2 separate regions of the Homo sapiens genome follow, and region 1 is linked to region 2. A link is a contact called in ENCODE Hi-C or POLR2A ChIA-PET data. All regions are on one chromosome and are shown on one strand. The core of a region is the stretch at or near the end of the contact, and the rest is flanking DNA. Distances in the headings are between cores, read along the strand shown.

Region 1 (5,097 bases), core at 852-3,351, 87 kb after region 2:
TTGTTCAATTCCCACCTATGAGTGAGAATATGCGGTGTTTGGTTTTTGCATCTTTGCAGACTTAACTATGAATAATTTTTAAGATTACAAGCCGCTGCTTGTAATCTTAAAAATTATTCATAGTTAAGTCTGCAAAGATGCACATAGTTCCCCCATGCACCTGATTTATTTTGTCTCCCATTGAGACCCATTTATATTTTCAGCCAGTGTCACTTTGAGGGTTAGTAAATTTCCTACCTTTGCTGTCAGCTGTGTGAAGTGGCATGCCTTTGCTTTATCTCTAGAATTGTTCTTTAAGTGTCGCGAGTAGTTTGGTTCTGTTAGTCTAGGCTGGGAGAAGAGAGGAGAGGGGAGCGCCCCTGGGTAGGTTGAAATCCAAAGCTCAATGTTGCCTTCAAGTGAGAACATGTAGGAACTGCAGGGTCGGGAGATGGGTCTCTGCCTTGGATGGGGCACTTGAGTTTGGGTGTAGGATTGAGATCTTTAGGAGACACTAATCTGGTTCAGAGATGGACCTGGGGCAATTAGATGACGATCACCAGATAGTTGACTTTCTCGATTCATTTTTTTTTTTTTTTTTTTTTTTACGGAGTTTCACTCTTGTTACCCAGGCTGGAGTGCAGTGGCTCAATCTTGGCTCACTGCAACCTCCGCCTTCCGGATTCAAGCAATTCTCCTGCCTCAGCCCCCCAAGTAGCTGGGACTACAGGCATGTGCCATCACACCTGGCTAATTTTTGTATTTTTGTAGTAGAGACAGGATTTCACCATCTTGGCCAGGCTGGTCTCGAACTCCTGACCTCAGATGATCTGCCCGCCTTGGCCTCCCAAAATGCTGGGATTACAGGTATGAGCCACCTCGCCTGGCTTCTCGATTCAGTTTTTATTCCATTCAGTTTTACGATTTCCTTACTAGAAGAAGAAGAGGAAGAAGAGGGAGAGGGAGAATGGAAAGAGCCACCAAGAATTAAAAACTGCTATTCGCCAGTCTTTTTGCTAGGTGGTTTACATACATCCATGCTAAATTTTATGATAATACTCTTATAACTACTGTTTTACAAATGAGAAAACTGAGACTCGCGAGGTCAAGTTATTTGCCCAAAGTCACCCAGCTGTCAGATGCAGGAACCAGGTCCAAATAAAGTCTGTTGGGTTCTAAGTCCTGACCATTTTGCTATAGCAGGCTGATCTCCCGATGAAACTGTCAAGGACGATGCAGATCCCAGCCCAGGTTGAATTGGCAAATCTTCAAGTCAAGTCTGTGGCTTCGGTGACTCCATGGCCCTGCTATTCTCACCGGAGCTCTGCCTCTCGGGCCCCACTGGAAGCCCTCTATGTCAGCGGGCCAGGGCGCTTTACAAGCACGCAGTACCTCATGGACCCATCCTGGTTCCTCAAGGCAGCCCTGGACAGTTAAATGGCCTGGGCCCCCTGTGGCTCTGGGCGTCCTGGACCTGAGGCTCTAAGGCCGAACCTGCTCCCTGCCCTAGAGAGGGAGGGTCACCAAGCAGTCAAGTGCTGCCAGCCAGCCCTCCTGCCCCCAGGGCTAAGGAGGCAGGGCCAGCAGCAACCCCTAAACTGTCTCCCTCCTCCTTTAAAAACATTAGGTTAAAAAACCAAGAACGTGTAAGAAAGGAAAAGCAAACAAAAAATCTTCCCAATCCCAATTTCCAGATAATTCCTATTAAGACTAGAGGGAGAGAGGGAGATAAGAGAGGGAGAGAGGGGAAGGGGGGGGGGAGAGAGAGACAGAGAGAGAGAGAGAGAGAGAGAGAGAGAGAATACATTCCCACGGCAAAACAGTCATTCAAACAGCACAGAAAGGCAGAAAATAAAAAGTAAACTGCTGGGTTTCCTTCAAGAATTTTCTTGTGCGTGGGCCAATAGACAAGTAATGCATCTAGTTACTTGCACACATTTAGAATCCACAAAGGGGTGGCACTCCAGGCGCGTCCAGCACGTTGCTTTTCTCATTTGCTGCTGCTCCGGGATCTTTGGCAGCAGCAAAACCCCATTCTTTTAAGGGCTGCGCAGAGTTGTGCCGCCCATGCCCGGCTGGTTTGAAGGTGCCCCATGGGCGGGCGCGGACGTGTGGTTGCTCCAGTGTTTCCTAGAGCACTCTCAGCCACGCCCCCGCCACCCCAGCGGCGCTGCAGGAACCAGCCCGCCGCCAGCGCGAAGGTGAGACCGGGCGCCACGTGCTTACCCGGCGGCCTCCGGAACCAGCCCTGCCCGCCGGCTGTGCGCGGATGCCTGCAGACGCCGAGCTGCTGCCCCCGTGTGGCCTGGTGCGGGGGCTCCTCCTGCTCACTGGGGGCGCGTCCCGGTAAACCAGAACCTCAGCCCATCAACTCACTCGTGGGGTTACTGAGGAGGAGAATCTTTGGTTCTCACCGTCATGGCTCACCCAGTGGCTGAATCCCGCTCGCACGTGCCGCATCCAGGCAGCTGTGGAAACTGGTTGAAACCAGGATGGTCAGCTGCTACCCTGTGTTTGGGGGACTATGTGACAGTGCCTGCTGTGTCCCTATTCTGGTGCTAAAAAGCAGGAGCTCTCTTATGCTCACATGGAAAGGCCTGTTGGAGTCAGATAAACTTGGCTCCACCACTTATATGCTGAGTCTGTTCATCCATCCATCCACCATCCATCTATTCGTTCACCCTCCCATCCATCCATTCATCCGTCCGTCCACCCTGTCATCCAACCACCTGTCCATCTATTCATCCACCACCCTTGCATATTTTCATCCACCCTCCTATCAATCCATCTATCCATCCATTCATTCATCAGTCCACCCATCCATGCATCCATCCATCCATCCACCCATCCCTTCATCCATCCAACCATCCACCCATTCATCTACGCATCCATCCACTCACCCACCCATCATTCAACTATCCACCCAACCATCCATCCATTCATCAGTCCATCCATCCATCCATCCATCCCCTCATCCATCCAATCATCCACCCTTTCATCTATCCATCCATCCACTCACCCACCCATCATTCAACTATCCACCCAACCATCCATCCATTCATCAGTCCATCCATCCATCCATCCATCCATCCCCTCATCCATCCAATCATCCACCCTTTCATCTATCCATCCATCCACTCACCCACCCATCATTCAACTATCCACCCAACCATCCATTCATTCATCAGTCCATCCATCCATCCATCCACCCATCCCTTCATCCATCCAACCATCCACCCATTCATCTACGCATCCATCCACTCACCCACCCATCATTCAACTATCCACCCAACCATCCATCCATTCATCAGTCCACCCAACCATCCATCCATTCATCAGTCCATCCATCCATCCATCCATCCATCCCCTCATCCATCCAGTCATCCACCCTTTCATCTATCCATCCATCCACTCACCCACCCATCATTCAACTATCCATCCAACCATCCATTCATTCATCTGTCCATCCATCCATCCTTTCAGTCATTCAAAATTATTTGTTGAGTGTTGATATGGTTTGGCTGTGTCCCCACCCAAATCTCATCTTGAATTGTGTAGCTTCTGTAATTCCCACGTGTTGCAGGAGGGACCTGGTGGGAGATAACTGAATCATGGGGGTGGTTCCCCCATACTGTTCTCATGGTAGTGAATAAGTCTCACGAGATCTGATGATTTTATAAGCGGTTTCCCCTTTCACTTGGCTCTCATTCTCTCTTGTCTGCTGCCATATAAGATGTGACTTTTGCCTTCTGCCATGATCGTGAGGCCTCCCCAGCCAAGTGGAACTGTAAGTCCATTACACCTCTTTTTCTTTATAAATTATTTGGTCTTGGGTATGTCTTTATTAAAGTGTGAAAACAGACTAATACAAGTGTCAACTTGTGCACCTTGAGTGCTGAGCTCTATGACTTTGGATAAGTTACTTTACCTCTTTGAGCCTCAGTTTCCACATCTGCAAATTGAACATAATGACACCTAAATTTTGCAAAGTTGTTGGGAAGACTTAACAAAATAATGTAGGTGAAATACATGGTACATAGTAGATGCTCTGTAAATGGCATTTACAAGTTCTGAAATTTAGAAGACACCTAATCTTGTAGAAGCTTATGTATTAGTTAGGGAGGCCTGACGTAGGTACATAAAGCAATTGGAGAGTTTTAACGAGTATAAAATATTGCAAGACTGTTGTGCATGCATGTGTGTGCTTGCATACATGTGTGTACCAACTGCAGGCCTGTGGGCTGAAGCAGTGCAAAGTGAGGGGCTAGAGTGGACTTCTTCAAGAGGTGAATCTTTTTTTTTTTTTTTCTGGTAGAGACTGGGATCTTGCTATGCTGCCCAGGCTGATCTTGAACTCCTGGCCTCAAGTGATCCTCCCAATTTGGCTGCCCAAAGTGCTGGGATTATAGGTGTAAGTCACTGCGTGAGTCCCTAGTTAGTCTTTAAGAACCAGGAGTGCTAGAGAGAAGTGGAAAGGGTGTATTCGGACAGGGACTGCTCAAGCAAAAATATTTTCCTACACAATAGTGCTTGCATGTTCAGCCTATCAGCCATGGCATTAGCCCAAAACAAAACCAAACCAAACAAAACAAAAACTCACTAATGGTGGGCCCTGTCAAGACAAACTATTCCCTGAGGAAGGGAAGCAGCCAGCCTATTCTGAGATTAAAAAATCAACGAGAGGCACTTTAGCCACAGATTGCTAAATTCACTTAGCTCAGGAGTCCACTGTGAACCTAGACAGAATTTGCTAGATTGCTTGCAGGGGCGGGTTCAAAGATTCTGGTCCAGCCAACAATTATTAAATACTTGCTACTTGCCAATGATTATTAAAGATTGTGCTGGATTCCTCACATACCTATAAGGTGGAATTATTACACTCATTCTCAGAGGAAGAGACTGAGGGTCAGAGAGGATAAATGACCTGCCCAGGGCCACACAGACTGTAGATGTAGTCAGGGTTCCAACCGAGGTTTCCTCCTGATTCACCGGTTTTCTCCTATACCTCCTCTACCTTCTCTCTTATTCTGTCCTTAGCTTCAGGTAAGAACTACCTGAAGCTAATAATTGGGTCTTCCATGTTGTTGGCCCGAGCATCTGGGAACTCTCTCTTCCCTG
Region 2 (4,716 bases), core at 1,008-3,507:
TCTGACTATTTGACCTACAAAAGATGAAAATGGTGGTTGATGCATGCCACTATATTTGGGGTGGTTGGTCACACAGCAATAGATAAATGGAAAATCATCAATTACTCGAGGAAGCCAGAGATCACTGATGCTTTCATCTGGGTAAGGCAGGCAGTAAAAATGTGAGGGAGTGGAGGGATCTGGGGCAAAAGCACTGCACCATGCACACAGGAGACCCACCTGATGGCCCTAGGGTGAGCCCTTTGTGACACCTGGATTACAGCAGTAACACCTTGCTAAATGTGAATGAAGAGTTCTGGGGACACCTCCAACTTCAACCAACTTCACCTGGGACAATCTCGGTGAGGCCCAGCTATTGCAATAGGCCTGGAGTTTGTGAAGCAGAAACCTCAGCCATCGTGTTGGGCCCATCTAGAGAAGCAAGCTGTGGATCAGTCCACCTGGGAGGATTAGAAAGGGCTGCCCAGAGGCTCCACTGAGTCCCCCAGCTCTGTCCACCAGGAAGGAGTGGGTCCTCTCCATCTCTGCCCCTGGCCCCGTTTCCTCCACAAACACCTCTCCAGGAGCACACAGCACACAGTGCCCTGGTCCTGCTACCTCTGTCCCAGGCCTGCACCAGCCTACCTTCTGGCCTCCTAGCCTCCAGATGTGTTCCCAGCACCTAGCACATACCTTGGGAGTGGTAGTTGCTCAGTGAGTCCATGGTGCATGAATGAGTGGCTATGAATTGGCTTCCCATGGGGCTCCTGTTCAGGGAGAGAATTTACTGATCTGATGCTGAGAGATCTGGTTCATGGGGTGATGCGTTTTCCACAACCAAGCAATAAGTCACATCAGGTTTTCCACATCAGCCTGTGAGCTTTTGTGTTAGTTTCCTAGAGCTACACGTAACAAAGTACCGAAAACTAAGTGGCTTAAAACAAGGGAGGTTATTGTTTCTGGAGCCTGGAAGTCTGAAATGAAGGTGTTGGAAGAGGCCACGCTTCCTCCGAAGGTTCCGGGGAGAATTCCCTCCCGGCCTTTCCCGGCTCCTGGTGCTGTAGCAATCTTTGGTGTTCCTTGGCTTGAAGCTGCATCACTCTAATCTCTGCCCCCGTCGTCACGTGGCTGTCTTCTCCCTCTCTGTCTTCACGTCGTCTTGCCTCTGTGTGAGTCTGTCATTGTGTCCAAACGTACACTTTTTTATTTTTATTTTTTTGAGACCAAGTCTCGCTCTGTCACCCAGGCTGGAGTGCAGTGGTACGATCTCGCTCACTGCAACCTCTGCCTCCTGGGTTCAAGCGATTCTCGTGCCTCAGCCTCCCAAGTAGCTGAAATTACAGGCACCTGCCACCACGCCCAGCTAAATTTTGTATTTTTAGTAGAGACGGGGTTTTACCATGTTGGCCAGGCTGGTCTCGAACTCCTGACCTCAGGTGATCCACCTGCCTCGCTTCCCAAAGTGCTGGGATTACAGGCGTGAGCCACTGCTCCTGGCCCAATTTACACTTTTTAAAAGGAGACCAGTCATATTGTTTAGGACCCACCCTAATGACCTCATCTAGGGGTTAGGACCTTAACATATCTTTACGGGGAACACAATTCAACTCATAACTGAGCTTGGATAACACAAGTCCCCCTAAGACAAGCATCTGCCCCCAGGTTGCTGATCAAAAGACTTCCCAGTCAATGGGACAAGGGTGAGAACTGAGCCTGGGGGAGTTCCCCAGGTTACCAGTGGAGCTCCTACCCTGCCCCACATGGGGGGCTTGTGGGAGTCCCCAGTGTGCCAGCTATACCGTAAGTTTATTGCCTCATTTAAAAGTGCCACCCCCCTTTAATTGTTCCTTTGCATCTCTTTTCACATGGTGGCACTCACGACCACAGGTCACTATTTTTTTCACTGTCATCTCTAGGAAGGGTGGGAACCTTATGTATCTCATTAGGTCCTATATCCCCAGCACCCAGCACAATGTCCCAATAAACACTGAGTACATGAGTGAATGAAGAGTGAGTTGTCAGAGGGAGAAAGGTTTCAGAAAGCTCCCTTTGAGCCACTGTAGAGAGGCAGAGACCAAAGTCAATGAGACCAGGAAGGTGGCTGCAGCCACCGGCTGTCACGTAGAAAGCTTTTGAAATTTGACTGGTGGAGGTTTCAACCTGAAAGCAAAATGCCGCCTGGGCCTTGCAGGGAGATAAAGCGTTCATGTCCAGTGATAACAGCGCCCCTCGGAGCCAGGGAGGCGCTGGGCAGGGATCAACGCACACCCGCCCGACAGACAGACCGACGGGTGGTAAATATAGAACAACATGAAAGCAGGCAGCGCTGGCCCAGCCCCTCCTTTCCAGCTGTGTGGTGGGTGAATCCAACAGAGCAAGGTTTGTTGACCCGCCCCTGTCCAGGGCCACCTCGCCACTGCACCTTTCCTTCCCGGCACCCAGGGACGGTGATAGCAGAGTGTCGTATGCCCTTGGCAAGCCCCCTTGCAAGGAGGGGCGCACACAGCAGACATGTCATATCTTTCTGTTGAAACCACGTTATGCAAACCCATTCAATGACTTCCAAATCCTTTACCAACTCCCATTCAGTGGGTGCTTCTGTGTCCCAGCGGCCACCGCTCACAGCAGCTCCACTCAGGAGGACCTCTTATCCCAGTGACATGCAAGCAGAGCCAGGTGCTCAGCAGTGTGTCTGGGCCAAGGTCATGCCTCTGGTGAGCAGAACCCAGGGCTGTCTGAGTCCAAAGCCTGTGCTCTGATCACGCTATTCCTGACCTCCAGTTCCACACCTGTCTGGGAGGAATCTCAGCTTTGGAGGCCTTAGGTCCACATTCCTGCTTGAGGCTGAGACCCACAGGGAAGTGGGGAAGGGAGCTGACATTTGCTGAGACTCTATCCAATTTATGCTTCCAACCACAGGGCTTGGTGGTCTTTGATAACCCCTTTTACAGTCAAGGATATCAAAGCTCTGAGTGGTGGAACAATTTGCCTTCATAATGGCAGAGCTGGGATGAGAACCTGGGTCAGAAGGTGCAAAGCGAGTGTTTTCTGCACTACCCCACGGTCTCTTCCTGAAGAGGACCTTTCTGCACCTTCCCTTGGCTCACTCACATGTCAGGTCCCCGTCTCTCCTACCAGGGCTTCTTGCTCCAGGACTGGTCAGCCACGGGCCCTGTTTGCTTTGTGGCTGTAGGATGTGGCCAATCCCCTCACCCGAGGGCTGTGCTGGAGATAAGAGGTCAGGGACTGCTGGGCTGGGCTGGGTGGCATTTAGGGGTGGGAACAGGCTTCATGTGGCCAAGGCCCGGTGGAGAGACACCAGGGTGGTCACAGCCCTCAGGACTTTTTGTATAGATTGAGGAATAAGGACAAGCTATGGATAACCAGTGAAGGCTGACAAGCCCCTCGGTGAGACACGATTAGAGGAGGCCCTTGAGCTCCAGTGGGAAAATCATTGCTGGGGCCACATCATTCACTAAGTGTTTATCGAGCACTAGGTGCAGGGAAGAGGAATGGGAGGAAGGAGAGGAGGAGGAGAGGGAGGCCACAGAGTCTAAAAGCTTGAGTTCTAAAGGCAGACTGCCTGGCCCATATCCCAGCTCCTCTAGTTGTTGTTACTGCCATGACAACATTTGCCACATCAGGCTACGCTTGCCTGTTGATGATTCTTTCTCTCTGTGTCGTTAGCTATGGCCACAGTAATGCTGCCTAACAACAACTAAAGAACCGCAGAGGTGGCCAGGCACAGTGGCTCACGCCTGCAGTCCCAGCACTTTGGGAGGCCGAGGTGGGCGGATCATTTGAGGTCAGGAGTTCAAGACCAGCCTGGCCAACATGGTGAAACCCCATCTCTACTAAAAGTACAAAAATTAGACAGGCGTGGTGGTGTGCACCTGTAATCCCAGCTACTCAGGAGGCTGAGGCAGGAGAATCGCTTGAACCTGGGAGGTGGAGGTTGCAGTGAGCCAAGATCATGCCACTGCACTCCAGTCTGGACAATAGAACAAGACTCAGTCTCAAAAAAAAAAAAACCATTAAAATAAAAATAAGAACCACAGAGGCACATGGCAATAAGAATTACATTCGCGCTGTGGCTTTTGTCATCCAGTTGCATATTGGCTGGGGAAGGACTGATCTCAGCCAGCTGGCTTCACTCCCTAGGTCTCTCCCTGCCTCCTAGAACCAGTGGCCCAGCCTGGGCTTGCTCTTCTCCAGATGTGGCAGAAACGCAGGAGCACAGGCCCAACGGTGCAAATGCTGCCCCAGCCTCTGCTGCCATCTTATTGCCAACATCCCATGGCCAAGGCAAGTCACAGGGCCGAGCCCAGTGCCAAGGGGGTGGGCTGGGGGACGCAATGAATATATTGCAATGATAAACGAATCTACCACACATGCCCTCCATAGTGTGAGCTCCAATGGGACCCTTACTGATTGTTGGGTTCCTTGTCCTTGGCACAGGGCTGGCCACAGAATAAATACTCAACAGATAATAATAATGATGATAATGGCTAATGTCTATCAAGTACCTACTATGTGACAGGCACTATGCTAAGAGATTTACTTTCTTTCTTTCTTCCTTTCTTTTCTTTCCGTTCCTCCCCTCCTCCCCTCCTCCCTCCCTCCCTCCCTCTCTCTTTTCTTTCTTTCTTTCTTTCTTTTTCTTCTCTCCTTCCTTCCTCTCTCCCTCCCTCCCTCCTTTCTTTCTTTCTTCTTTCCTTCCTTCTTTCTCTTTCTTTC

What was found. Hi-C counts contacts between places; a loop is a spot of excess contacts on that map. ChIA-PET counts read pairs that join two places held with the same protein, here RNA polymerase II (POLR2A). Pooled maps may share reads with other maps.
Region 1: a pooled map shows a loop between it and region 2 (2.8-fold over the local background). The contact joins two enhancer-like sites. A Hi-C loop is called at or near these places in 2 of 168 maps with a recorded cell type or tissue (PC-9 and endothelial cell of hepatic sinusoid) and 9 of 50 pooled maps. POLR2A ChIA-PET finds 5 or more read pairs at or near these places in 3 of 52 experiments (CD4-positive, alpha-beta T cell, MCF 10A and WTC11).

What each region holds. Positions count from the first base shown.
Region 1 is chr5:173,281,735-173,286,831 of GRCh38, forward strand. All of the region lies in intron 3 of LOC105377731 (a long non-coding RNA gene), which reads left to right. Among named protein-coding and RNA genes, the nearest start is that of MIR12118, 19 kb to the right of the region's middle. RefSeq lists a silencer at 2,147-2,286. Within about 2 kb of position 2,102, at least 2 of the 41 ENCODE cell types and tissues checked have a DNase peak (open chromatin) inside an H3K27ac peak, as active enhancers do.
Region 2 is chr5:173,194,082-173,198,797 of GRCh38, forward strand. No RefSeq gene overlaps it. Among named protein-coding and RNA genes, the nearest start is that of NKX2-5, 39 kb to the right of the region's middle. Within about 2 kb of position 2,258, at least 3 of the 41 ENCODE cell types and tissues checked have a DNase peak (open chromatin) inside an H3K27ac peak, as active enhancers do.